2 separate regions of the Homo sapiens genome follow, and region 1 is linked to region 2. Evidence: chromatin loops called from intact Hi-C (ENCODE). Cell type or tissue: Calu3. All regions are shown on one strand. Each heading gives the region's core, and the rest is flanking DNA. Links, peaks and the distances in the headings are about the cores only.

What was found. Hi-C counts contacts between places; a loop is a spot of excess contacts. Peaks named below come from ENCODE experiments on the same cell type or tissue, not always from the same donor. Only the 100,000 strongest peaks of a DNase experiment are listed, where the experiment ranks them.
Region 1: a loop joins it to region 2, with 2.8 times the contacts of the local background. A loop is called at or near these places in 7 of 110 quality-filtered maps.

The regions. Positions count from the first base shown.
Region 1 is chr2:168,958,954-168,965,869 of GRCh38, forward strand. ABCB11 (ATP binding cassette subfamily B member 11) reads right to left here. Exons shown (of 28, transcript NM_003742.4): 18 at 5,253-5,355. Among named protein-coding and RNA genes, the nearest start is that of G6PC2, 61 kb to the left of the region's middle. In Calu3, for the core only: a CTCF peak has its summit at 2,852 (motif pointing right); a DNase peak (open chromatin) is centred at 2,868.
Region 2 is chr2:169,009,019-169,016,562 of GRCh38, forward strand. ABCB11 (ATP binding cassette subfamily B member 11) reads right to left here. Exons shown (of 28, transcript NM_003742.4): 4 at 5,285-5,336; 5 at 4,254-4,492. Among named protein-coding and RNA genes, the nearest start is that of ABCB11, 19 kb to the right of the region's middle. In Calu3, for the core only: no CTCF peak of the experiment used is centred there; DNase peaks (open chromatin) are centred at 3,323, 4,393, 5,628, 5,963 and 1 weaker place.

The DNA.
Region 1 (6,916 bases), core at 402-5,401, 51 kb before region 2:
ATTTTTAAAAGCTTTTCTATTGACATTTACCAAAAATATATACAGCAAATCGACTATAAAGCTTAATTAGTGCTCTCTTTCATTAACACAGTAATTTATCTTTTAGGGAGCAGGATGGCAGGGATAGACAACAGCAAGGATCTTCAAAAATTTTCCCTTTGCTTACAAAGTCAAAGACCACATTCATTTTAAATGAAAGTCTGTGTCATGTCCATTTCATTACAGTTGCAAGTCAAATAAAATGAGGGAAGGCAACTTGGACTGGTGATGAATTTGGTACTACCTCCACTTCAAGTTCTCTCTTGGCCTGCTCTCACCATTTGTACTTTGTCATTACTGCTCACTCATGCAGCAGGTCCTTCTGTTCAATTATTTCACCTGTGACAGCTTACTAGCTCTAGGCAACCTATGCCAGAAAGGAATAAGGGTACCTGGGAAAGCATGAGTGTAATAGGCATAGAAAAAATGGAGCTCTTGGAAAAGCCCAACGTGGCCACCCGTAAAGTGTATTACTAAGTGCTCTAGCTCTCTGGACCTCAGTTATTTCATCCTTAAAACGAGAGACTTGGACTAAGTAATTCTGGGGAAACAATCTCTCTGAGTCTCCCATGTTTATGCACATCTTGTGAACAGAGGCATTGATTACCTTCATTCGGGTTATTTTTTCAAGGGTATTTGTATAGCAAACAGTTTTGGAGGACAAAGAAGATGTCTTCATCCCAAGTGAAGTGCAAACCTTACTGCCCCCATCTGCCCATTATGAAAGAGTCAGGCTCCTCAAGCCCAGGTTTCCTCTCGTTTAAAACACCCACTTCATTTGTTGGTATCATCTGGCCCTCTTTGCATTGCCTTGTGGGAACTGGGGGTTGGGTTGGGGAGCCAGTGCAAATGCTGAACACTGGCTACTGCTATTGCTATGAATAATAAAGTCCTTTGTCTCTGGTTCAGGGTACTCGTGTGACAGAGCAAGACTGCATCTCCAAAAAAAAAAAAAAAAAAAAAAAAACCCGAATATGAACACTGTGATTCAGGATGCTCATGTATTCTGCCAGCATCATGAAATTGTGTGAGACTAACTGAATGCTTGCAATAGAGCAAAATATTTCACCCCTTCTCTGTTCTAGAGAGTGGTTGGTATCCAGATCTGGATGCTCTCAGATTCATGTGGGTTGATGATTAAAAAACCAGATTCCTGTATCCTGTCACGAGAATTCCAATTTAGTAGGCCTAACTGTGAATCTCTGTCTTAAAAAATACTCATCAGGTAATTCTGGTAACCAAAGTTCAGTATGTGAGAACTCCAAGGCTCCTCTCACCACTAAATGGCTAGGATTCTATAATGTATGTTTTAGATGTGTCAGCTGTGCTGTACGTACCATCAAAGGGTAGGCTTTGGAACTTGTGAAGACTATTAGCACTCACTAAATTCTGCCAGCTTCCTTGTGACATTAAATACCAGCATTTTCTGGAACGATTGCCCCACAGGATGGTCCACCCACAGCCTGACATGATAGAAATTTTCCCAACCTTCTGATACCTGAAGTTATCCTTAACTCTAAACAACAACACTTAGGACATTTCAAAGCGATACAAAGTAATTCTTGTCTAGTGGTTTTCATTCCAAGAGACACTAACAAGAAATACGAATTAATTAAAATAATTTTCTTTGGTTCCTCTATACTAAAAGTTTGACTTTAAAGTTTGACCCCCCCGAAAAAATGCAACTGTCCAGCTTGAATGATGCAAAAACTAGAAAATCTGTCCCTAAATATTGGACTTTTTATTGCATTTTATTTGATATCTCCACTAAAAGAACAGGAGAGGAATAAAAGAAAACAATACAAAAAATAATTAAAGTCATTCTGTAAAGAAATATTTTTCTCTCTGATTTTGCAAAATTAAACATAAAGAGAAGATTATAAATTAACAACAAATCTCACAGACAGGTAAAATTATAAAATTTATATGTGTTTCCTTGTACTTCTATTGTAGCACTGGCAGGTTGCACAGCACTTTTAAAAAAAATCATATGTAAAGAAATGCCTGTCAGCAGCTCCATAGTAGGGAGAGTAACAATAGCTCTTGTTCATTTTTGCATCCCCAGTGTGATACCTGGCACTTCACAGTGTACAATCGATGTTTATGGGATAAAAGAATGAATGAAACTTTTATGTCCATGCTGCATACATGCAACAAGAGATTTATTTAAAATTGCTCATCTACTATGATGCATTCATAGTTCAATGCTAGACACTGGGCTTTTCTGTTTCCTTTCTTACATCTTCTGTGTAGGCCAGAGGAAAAATAACCTCCGACTTAAATCTTAGGTCTTGCTTTCTATACTTTGTTACACTAATTTCTGCCTTCCATTCAGTAGAGGTTCCCTGCCCTAATAATAACTTTAAGATTTGATGATAAAAAGTGGTAACTATGACAAAGGAGCAGAGATTTTTCAAATGAACTAATACTGATAGCCATTTTTATGGGTCCCATCTCTGTCTTATCTTAACCAATGCCTAAATCCTATCACATAAGTTATCTGTGATGCAGTTATGGGTGTCTAATATTTGATCCTGACTTGATCTCATACATGTTCTGCCTTGTGTTTTAGTTTCACCAAAAGAGATTGCCTAAATATTAGAGACTAAAACCTTTAGCCTGTGGGTTTCCCTAATCCTAAACTTAATGTTGTCAACATTGTAACTAACATCTGACCCCGTTTACAGGAGCTAAGAGTACTGCTTGGAGAGCAAGGATAAATGGGTATAGTCTCATCTCTGTCACCAACTAACCATGAGACCTTGGGTGAAAGCACAGACTTCTCAGGAAATGGTTCTAAGTTTTAGAGTCAATACTCCACAAGACCACAAGGTGGCGATAACTCCTTTGTGTGAATCGACCTTTAGCACCGTAAGAGAGTATTTCCCAATCTACAGAAAGTAAGGTTAGGCCTTTTCCATCAACATGAGAAAAAGAAAGGATTTCACCAATGCTTGGGCTTGTGGAATTTAGTTAAGTATTAAAATACTTTAAAATACCAAAACAGAGCAACATTTTACCATATAATGTTACTTGAGATTAGAAATTTCATAAGTCAAATTTTATTAACCCTTTTCCATTATTTTCTTTTCAAAAATCATTAATTTTTTAAACCTAAAGGACTAACAAAATTATCGTACAAACCAGTGGTATTATTATGAGACCTTTTCCCCTTGGAGCTTTAGTATAATCACATTGGCTCTCCTATCATTTTTTCTCTCTTCTTCCTTTCTATCTCCCTTAACTAGAGAGAACGTAAAGTCACATCTTTTAAAACGTATGCTGGCCTACATATAACTGAGTTTAATTGTTCTATTCTAAATGTATAATGCTGACTAGTAGAACATAATATGAAACATTTTAATCTCTGTAAAACTAGACCGTATATTAGATTTAGATTTCCTTTTAGTTAAATGGTTCCCTCCTGAATTGTTCCTGCATCAAGAGAACTCTATGGGAATCTGATCTCCAGATGTCCAGGGAATCTGATGGTCCCCTACACCTACGCTAGGTCCTCTACCAGCTTGAACAACAACAATGAAAAAGTCAGATTTTCCTTCCCTCCCTCCCTTCTTTCCATCCTTTCTTACTTTTACTTTTATTGTCAAATATCTACCCAGAAACTAGAAAAAATTAAAATGCAAAAATTAAATATGATTGGTATTGTTATGGTTCAATAGAAATGTCAATGTAGTGTTTGGTTCTTTCTCCCCTGAAGCTCTATTAAACTCCTGCTCTTATATAATACATCTTATAGTTATCTGGGACAGCACCATGGACTCAATGAAATAGCTATTTCTAGAACTAGAAGAGAGGTTGAGTCTTTAGTGGCAGGATGCAGTAAGAAACTATGCTTGCTAAATGTGTTTTCTCTCACTGTGATTCATCCTGCTGCTCCTGAGAAAAAGTCTTCCATGGAATTTATTTAAAGCCTGTGTTAGAAATTGAGACCTCTGTTTATTCAGTATTAATACATTAAAAACAAAAGAGAACCCAATCACTCCCTTGTCATTTTCATACGGTCATAAAGAGTACTCTACTTTATTCCAAATTTGTCCATTATGAATCAATGTTTGTAATTACTGCCTAGTGGATTCACGTGTTGGAATTTTATTTAAGACAATTTGAAATTATATCATGCATAATGGATGTGCTTGTAATTTAAAAATTCTCTGACTTATTTGCTTTGATAAATCTTGCAGTTGGGGTTTTATTTTATTGTAGAAATTCATGTTTTCATTCTAATTTTTAAAATCTCCTGATGCCTTACTAAGTGCAAGGCACTGGGTTAGGTAACCAAGTTGATTCAAACACAAATAAGGTGTATCACTAACTTTCAGAGGCTTATAATTTAGAAAGGGGATAAGTCAACATGACTTTGATTAAGGCTCAATAAGAAAATTGCCATGAAAATTTTCTAACGAAGGGTGGTAGGGGAATGAACGTAAAAGTATCAGGGCTGACATGTAACGTGCAGTAATGAGGAAAGGCTTGGAGGAGAATGGGTGGTCTGTTTATGTGAAAATTAGACAATGTCTACAACAGCAGGACACCTGCATCCTTAGGAAGAAATTGTGTATTGCTATACATGTTGTTTGCTTTCCTAGCTCTTTAATTTTATGCTACCTTGAATTATGTTAAAATTGATAGTATTATTTTAAATGTATCTTAAAACCATTATAAAAATTGTATGAAATCAACAAATGTCTGTGAAACCTAATTGGCCTCCATTAATTCAAATATTTTGATAACTTGTAATAAGGGCTAGCCTATTCAAACACTTTTGTTGATCAAGGTATTTTTGCCAAAATTATTGTAATTTAAGAAAGAAATTTTAAAATTTGAGAAAAAAGCTTTCAGGTATTCTTAACAACTTTTATAAAAGGATTTCTACATATGAGCAAATAATCTGCTAAATATCTAGAATTCACACATTCTGTGTTTGTTAGAATAGTTTGTCTAAGACAATTAACCCTCCGAAGTCCAGTTTTCATTACCTTGTATTCTTAAAAATAATCAATTAACTAATCTGCATTAAAAATATTGTGTAAAACTTAGAGTTTTCATTAGGTCTTAATGCTCTGTCTTTTAGTCTGACTTGAAACACTGCTAGATATATACCTAGAAAACTCATATTCTCAGGCTTAAAGGGTACCCAACAGTCCCCAGGAGAGACTTCTTCCATTCCCCCCCATAAGCAGTTGGTGCCTGACCTTTCTATCTTCTTCATAGGTAGACTTATGATCTACAACAGCTAATGGAGGTTCGTGCACCAGGTAAGAAAGCTGAGACTTGGAGCGTTGCCGGATGGAAGCCCTGTAAATAAACAGAAAGATGAAACAGTGTAGACTGTGGCCAGATTGGAGCAGGATCAACTGGTGTCCAAGTTTACATTTCATATGTCAAATAAATAGAAATGTTTGGTAGGTCACATGGTAACCAGGAAAGGGAGCTTGCAGGTTAGGTTTGACAGAGCTAATCTTAGGGCAGAGCTAATCAGGTTGATTGCTCTGGGCCCTAAACTCTTGCAAGTGTTGGACCCAGATTCAGAGTGTAGTCAGGGAGGGAGAAAGAGAAAGGGAGCAAAGCTGTCCTACCAGTTCATCAAAAAACCACCTAAGGCTCAAATACTTTCCAAACCCACATGGTTCTGCTAATTGCTGCCTTGGCAACAGTCTATTTCCTTTACTTTCCTTCTGGCTTAGATTGTGGTCTTGATATCTTTCTCTCATACCTGATGTGTTCACTTTAGCATGGTTACAAATGATATGAGGAAATAGGGCCTCTGATGAGATTTTCTCCAGGCTATATACTACCCTGCATTCAGACATGCATGAATGAGTATCTTGTTGAAATATAATTTAGCTCAATGTGTTCATTCATTTATTCATTAATTCAACAGAAGCTTATTGGGCATCTACAACTTACAAACCAATGCCAGGTGATGTTGGGGACACAAAGACTAGCCAATAACAGATTTCTCCTTCAAAAAATTTAAACCTTATAGAAGAGGCCTGTACCACACCCTAAGGTAAAGAAGAATGTGGTAAGTGCTATTAGGCAGGTTTGAATAAAGAGTATGGAAAGTCAAAGGAAAAAGAAATGTATGGCAGGTGTTACCAAGGCAAGATTCATGGATGAGATGGCTAAGGTAGGATATGGGGATTTGTAGACTATAGAAAAGAGCATTTCTGACTGAGAGAATGTATAAACATAAGCATGGAGACAGGGGAGGACAGGGTTGCTTGCTGAATATACTGAGTACATGACAAGCATGGGAAGTGATTGGTTCAGACTCCACCCTCCTCTTCCCTCCCCCAGACTCCTGGGAAGGAGGCCCCCATTCTCCTCTAGGTTAATCTTAAAGTATTTAGTGCTGGGAGCTGTTGACAATTATGTTGAGACCTTCAAAAAAAGAAGCTTTCTGAAAAATGAAGCCAACAGTGAAATAGTAGAGCTGAGAAAGGAAGAGAGAGAAACTATTTTCTAGCTTGGACATATCACTGAAGCTCTAGCCTTGCCTGAAGCCAAAGCATCTTTGGAATATTTAGTTATATGAGCTGATTCTGTCTCTCTAAAGGTAAATCCAAGTTGGGTTAGGTTTTCAGTCATTTGTAAACAGTCTTAATGGTTAAGAGGCAATGCTGAAGACTGTGTTTTAGAAAGAATCACCTGAAGTAAATGGTGTAAAGAGAGAGATGTGAGTGATGAGGAGACCTGCATCAACTGTTTTAGTGCCATCTAGATGAATCCATTCACATATCTTTCTCTACCATTTTGCATCCAAGTGAAATTTCACCAAAACAAATATCAAGGTGGTGCCTGCCTACTATATGCTCATCTAGCCTTCCAGAGAAGGCAGTAATGTATCAACTGA
Region 2 (7,544 bases), core at 1,235-6,234:
AAAGGATCACATATTATATGATATTATTAATATGACATGTTCAGAATAGGCAAATCTACAGTCAGAAAGCAGATTAGTGTTGCCTAGGGATAGGGAGGAGGATGAGGTACTAGAAAGTGATGGCCGAGGGGCAAGGGGTTTCTTTTTCTAGTAATGAAAATGTTTTAAAATTCTAGAAATACCATTTGACCCAGCCATCCCATTACTGGGTATATACCCAAAGGATTATAAATCATGCTGCTATAAGGATACATGCACACGTATGTTTATTGTGGCACTATTCACAATAGCAAAGACTTGGAACCAACCCAAATGTCCAACAGTGATAGACTGGATTAAGAAAATGTGGCACATATACACCATGGAATACTATGCAGCCATAAAAAATGATGAGTTCATGTCCTTTGTAGGGACATGGATGAAACTGGAAACCATCATTCTCAGCAAACTATCGCGAGGACAAAAAACCAAACACTACATGTTCTCACTCATAGGTGGGAATTGAACAATGAGAACACATGGACACAGGAAGGGGAACATCACACACTGGGGCCTGTTGTGGGGTGGGGGGAGGGGGGAGGGATAGCATCAGGAGAAATACCTAATGTTAAATGACGAGTTGATGGGTGCAGCACACCAACATGGTACATGTGTATATATGTAGCAAACCTGCACATTGTGCACATGTACCCTAAAACTTAAAGTATAATTAAAAAAAAGGAAAAAAAAGAAAATGTTCTAAAATTGACTGTGGCAGTGAATGCACAACTCTGTAAATATACTAAAAAACATCTAATTGTACACTTCGAGTGGGTGAATTTTATAGTATGTGAATTGTATCTCAACAAAGCCATTACAAAAGTATATAGCCTAAACTGTCTAGCTACAAAATAGTGCTTGCTTATACAAACTGAATATATATTGCTAAGAACATAGACTGAAATCCAAGTGAAAGGACAGGCCTAGATTTCTGCATTGATTTATCTGTATGAGAGGAAGTGAAGACTTGAGCTCCCCAATGCCCGCAGTAGTAATCAGCCTCCAAAAAGCCCCTAAAATTCTCATCTGGCAATATTCACACTTGTTTAGACTCCTTCCAAATTACACCAGGGTTGGTTTCTGTGACCCATAGAATATGGCAGAAATTACAGTATGTCTCTTCTACAATTAAGTTACACGAGACTTTGTGGCTTCCATTTGAGTGTTTACACTTTAATTGGATAAAAGAAAATAAAATGAAATTGCAACTGTGGTATTTTAACTTCCTATTCCTTCATCTGCTTTCATTTTTTTATCTATTATTCGACTGTTCTGACCAGAAATTCTGATAAGCTAATCAAGAGACCTGACACTCTGTAATCCTTATCAGTGTAATTCACTGACAGCCATCTGGAAGGCTTTAACTTAAAAATTCCATCTACTAGATTACAATTGACATGTGGAAACCAATATAATAAAATAGTAAAACCAGCTCCTGTCATTACACACACATGCTTTTGTTGCTAAAATTATTGGGTTGTCTTGTATATTCTAAGGCTAATACATCTATTGTAATAAAAGGAGAAACTGTACTTTTAATGATATACTTTTTCCACGAAAGAAACCTGCAAACAGTTTGGGCGACTTTGGAGGTATATAAACTACTTACAGGTAGAAAAATGTCCTCTCTTTTCTCCTCTGTCCCACCCAAGTCATAAGATCGCGGTGATCTTACCATAAAACAGCTAAACAAACATGTTATTCAGAATAGAACAAATAGTATTCATGTCAATGATCACAATAACTCACGATGACAGTATTTAACTCATCAAGGAGTTCCTGGTAAAGAAATGCCTAGAAAGGTATAGTCTATACAATTTCAGCTATCTGTATGAATTTTTTTAAAAAGAAAAGGACAAATGTCCATTCACATTTGGTATTACGTGAATTCAGCCAAAGCCAGTGGACTTCTGAAAGCCTCAGTTTGTATTCTTTGCTCGCCTTCAGGTATGTGATCCAGTAACAATGAAGACAGTGAGTAATGAGTGGCCACAGAGAATTCCTTTTTAATAGATGGCTATGATGCAAATGTTGAAAGTAGATTCATTCTTTAATTCATTGGATAAATATTCATAAGCACCTAGTATCATGTATATGCCTCAAATTTTGGCTCCTCTCACATTTATTTCCAAATTTTAAGGCATGATAAGATATACTTGAGGACCTTTTCCTCAAAAACTTATCCTCATAAGTGTTATCCGTGGCTTGGGTCAATTTACATCACACATAGGTCTGAATGCATTTTTTTCTCCAAGGGGAGAATGATTAATCTTATGTTTTGTGGTCAAACCCCTCTGTAAAAAGCAGTTCACTTCTGTCCTCCCGCATAAATGAAGGATTTCAAAGACTTTTGTTGAACTCAATCTCTCTTTTATACAAATTGCTCTGAGTTTGTCAAATGAAAAGAAACTTCCAATTTTAGAAAAGAAACATACATATTTAGACATTAGGGAACTTATATAGAATAAGTAGGCTTGTTGTTTATAAAGAATAATTCACATTGTATATTATCCTGTGTTTTCTGTCAGGTACCTCCAAGTCTGTCACTGCATATGTTTTTAAATGATCATTGACTGAATGATGGCTTACTAGGCTTAAGCTTCACACAGATAGGGATCATGACTCTTTTGGTTTTTCTGAGATGGGGTCTCATTCTGTCACCCATGTAATCACAGCCAACTGCAGCCACAAACACCCAGACCCAAGTGATCTTCCCATCTCAGCCTCTCAAGTAGCTGGGATGACAGGGGCACACCACAAAGCCAAGCTATTTTTTAAAAAAATTTTTGTAGAGACAGGGTCTCACTATGTTGCCCAGGCTTGTCTCGAACTTCTGGGCTCAAACAATCCTCCTGTCTCACCCTCCCAGAGTGTTACGATTACAGGCATGAGCCACCATACCTGGCTAGGACCATGCTCTTAAGACAACTGTGTCCTTGATGCTTTCATGAGTTCCTGGTATATTTGATGTTTAAAAAAATTTTGGTTGAATGAGTAAATGAATGAAAGACCCTAAGAGAGATAATATTATGGAAGAGTGTCAATGATTTAGAAGGACTCATTCATAGTCTGGAATCAAGCCTATAGAAAATTTCAAAAATGAAGGTGAAAACTATAAATTCCTCTGAGGGAGCCATTCCTAGTGTCTTTCTAGCCAAGATGTGCCCCACCCTTGATTCTTGAACCTGAATATGTGGGTTCCTATGTGCAAATAAGCTGTTCTGAACTTGAGCCAGCATGAGGCACACTGCAAAGGCCATGCTATGACAGTGAGTCAGCCCTGAGTACACGACAGACTCACTGATTACAAGGTGGCCTGTCAGGCTTATCACAAAGAAAACAGTAGCATAGTGACTGTGTCTGTGTGAGTTCTGGCTACTTCTGCGTGGTTGCCTCTGATCACAGCACTGCCCTAGTTTTCTCACGCCTGTAATCTCAGCACTTTGGGAGGCTGAGGCAGGCAGATGACCTGAGGAGATTGAGACCAGCCTGTCCAAAATGGTGAAACCCCATCTCTACTAAAAATACAAAATTTAGCTGGGCATAGTGGCGGGCGCCTGTAATCCCAGCTACTCAGGAGGCTGAGTCATGAGAATCACTTGAACCCAAGAGGCAGAGGCTGCAGTGAGCCAAGATCACACCACTGTACTCCAGCCTGGGCAAAAAAGGAGACTCCATCTTAAAAAAAAAAAAAAAAGAAAAAAGAAAAAAACAAACTCAACTACTGGTTGAGACTAGTGTACCTTACTCAAAGTAATGCAGCCTGTTCATGAAATTCCCATTACAGATGGAAGGGTTAAGATCAAGTGGATCACCAGCCACAGCCACAAAGCTAAGGGGCAGAGGGGAGTTGGTGGGGGGGAAAAATAGAACTCTTGGAGATGATACTCAAGTAAAATTCATGGGTCACCTCCCTAGTGACGTTAAGTATTGGTAGTGTCATGCTCAAGCCTATACTCAATAAAGTGGTAACATTTTGGCAATGTATTTGGTGAGTGACTTTCAATCCTGTTTCTATTAAGATTTTAAAACATAGTAAGATAGAAGGAAACTTGAGGCAGAGTAATTTCTAGAAATATGGGTAAACTCATGTTTCTATTCTCTTTGTGTTAGATACCACTCCAGCTCAGCCAGTAAAATCCCCTCTATACATTTTGAATTACAATTTAAGATATGAGCAAAAAAGTAAAAAATTAAAAACAAAAACAACCTACCCACAACGTGTTCCATTTGTCATGTTCTGGTTGAGGGAACTGTTAGTCCATACAATGGTGTTATTCACACATGCTTTTCCTGGAATCTGGAGTTCTTGTAACTCAACGTCGTAGTCAATAAAAACATCTGTCATTGTGCCAAAAATGAGTAGCACGCCTGGCTGGGCTATTCCATGGAGAAATGCACACAAACTTCCCACAAACATCAGCCAAATGTCAGTTGATGAAGAAAACCGAAACTTGAAAAACAAAGGGTTCAGAGATCATCTATGGGTGAAGAGCAGGAGAGGTAGGAGGACTACTTAATTTAGTTACTAGATTCTCATGAATAGTACTCAACACCAAATTTCATGGGAATCACCTTAATTGAGTGGCAGAGTTCGTATACTAATTATATTGAAATAAACGGCACGGTACATCAATTATCTAAAACATTAGACTCTTACATTGTTAGATCATGTTATAAATTTCCTGCTCTCTGAATTCATTCTGTTTATTTCAGGAGCTGACTTTCGTTTTTAGCTACTCATCTACAACTTAGGGGAAAATAATCACTGTCATTGATGCCATTGCCAAGTAGATAAACTGTGTGGGGCATTGAGAAATACTATAAATTGTTTTGTTGAACTGATAGTGACTATGAAGAATGCCAATTTCTGCCTAGAAATGCCTCCATCCTGAGAAAATTTGGAGTAAACACCTATACTTTAAAATTTCTAAAGATTTGTCATAAGAATAAATATATATATGTGATTGTTGTGATGACTTTCCTTACAAATATGATAACCATGGGCTTAGTGATAATTTTCCAAGACATTTTTCTGATCTATTGGATAGGATTTGTATGCTTTATGAGCAATATATTTCTAATAGTTATTCAGCATGTTATCACATAGGCAAAGCCTATGACTGAAAAAGTGATCACTGAAGTTAAAAACCTGCCAATATGACTAAAGATTTAACACTCCCCTCATGATCTAAACAATTTATAGCTGCACACCCACTGCCATAAATCAACACAGTTTTATTACCAATTGAAAGAAGCCAACTCTAACGCCATCACCTTTCTTCTCATCTTGTAACCTGATGAGAAAAACATAAGGATTTAAAGACCACCCTTTCCAATACAATGGGAAATTCTCCCTAGGTGGTGATTTTATGAGTTATTCTTTAGTAAGAAAGAAAATCCCCACTGGCTGGAAAATTCTGGCCAAACCTAGTATCTTAAACACAAGCTTTATTCTTCTAGATTTCCCTCTTCTAGAGATTTCAGTATAGCTCAATCTCAGGTTCACTAGCGATTCACAGAGATGAACACCTGAGAGGTATGGAGAGAAAGTAAAAAGTCCTCTATACTCCCAGTTATACCAACAAATAACTCTTTGCCCTCAGTCATGACCCTCAATCTATTTGTGACTGCATTTCCTCATGGGTAAGTTGAAGTGGTTGGATTAGCTAATTTTAAAGCTTCCTCATGCTTAAAAATATTACAACTACATTAAATAATGTTGATAATGATGAAAAATTCAAGAACATGCCCACACTTTTCATAGAATCATATTTCCTTAATATTTCCCATTCATTTCATTTCCCATAAGGCCATGTTTAACCTGTATTTGACCTCTTCAACTTCGGGGATCTTGACTTAACCTGAGTCACGCAGTCCATGAATACACCCTGGACCTTGCTGTCACCAGGAACTACTGTCTGACATGTTTAACTCCTTGGCACTCTGTGACTGCCCATGTACCTCATTTTCTCGCTTCCTTCCTCCTTCCACACCTATTTGTCAACCTCACTTGAGCCATGCAGTCCTTTAAATCCTTCATTTCCTTCCATTGCTAAACCCCATTAAGATTTTGCTTCCTTCCCCATGCAGCCAAGGTCCCTCTGCCAGGCATTTGAACCACACTCTCACCATCATCCTCAATTATTTTCTCTACATCATCCTTGTAAACTTCATCCTGCATCCATCCAGCTGTTTGCCCTCTTCTCCTTAAGCCAGGCTGCTGGGCCTGCTGGACACAACCTCACCACCTTGTGAATGGATACCAACACAGGCAGAGTCTAGTACTCAGCTGCCCTAAGCTTCCCTTCTGGCCCAGAAAAGAATCCTAAATTTTTTCTGAGACTCCCCACGGTCTGGCCCTTGGCTCTCTGACCTCACCTCCTCCAACTATATTCTAGTTCTCAACACCCCACTTGCCTGGCCTCTTGCTGACCTTTGTCCATGCCCAACTGTTCCCACCTCTGGGTGCGGGCACCTGCTACTCCTTCTCCCCAGGTGCATTTTCTTTAGGTAACCACAGGGACAGCTCCATCACCTCCGCTAGACCTTCCTTTGAAATCACCTACTCAACAGAGTCTTGCCTGGCCAAAGTCTTTAAAATTTCAACCCCACCCCCCACGCACCATTTCATAGCTCCATTTCCAGTTTATTTTTCCTTCTCAGAAAGAAAGTGATAGATTATCACTAGCTACCATGCTATACATTTGATTTATTTACAATGTTTATTATATCTCCCTCACTAAAATGTAAACTCCTCAAGGGCCAACATTTTTGCCTATTTTGTTCTTTTCTATACCCGCAGCACCTACAATAGTGTCTGATACCAAATAGACACTCAATATTTGCAAAACGAATGAATTAATGGAGTGAATGTGTGCTCTCCAGCTCAACATGCAATGCACACTTCATTTCTCTGCGGATTGCTCCCATTCTTCTCAGCAGCTCTGGCAAAATTTGCTGTGATCTTCTCATTCCATGCTCACCTCCTCTAAAAACAAAGCAACTCATTCAACTTCCTACTCATCCTCTCCTTGCCATTCATCTACATCCACACCCATTTTTTAAACTTCCCACGCAATAAGAAACGTGTGGCTCTCAGAGGCCCAGGCTGACCTGACCACTCCCAGCCCAAAGCTAATCTTACCACTCCCACTTCCTCCCTCTGCTGTGAATTACTTAAAATTTCTAAAATACCTTTAACCCTTCCGTTTCCACCACCTCCACTTCAGGAACTTACCTGATGCCTCACTTCTGTCTTCTAAATTAGACCTCATCTAATCCCGCCTTCATACCAGACTGTGATTAGCTGATATGTGTTCTATATGAGAATTCAAAATCTTTAGCTGAACAGAAATATGCAATAATGACACTTTAGGTCTCTACTCTTTGCCTGTGGCAAGAATTTGGGGTTTAGAGACCTCTCCAATGCCCATGAAATTATACTTGTTGTTCAACTTTTCCTCCTCCCTCTTAGGTCAGGAGTTCTGTGCCATTCCTGAATA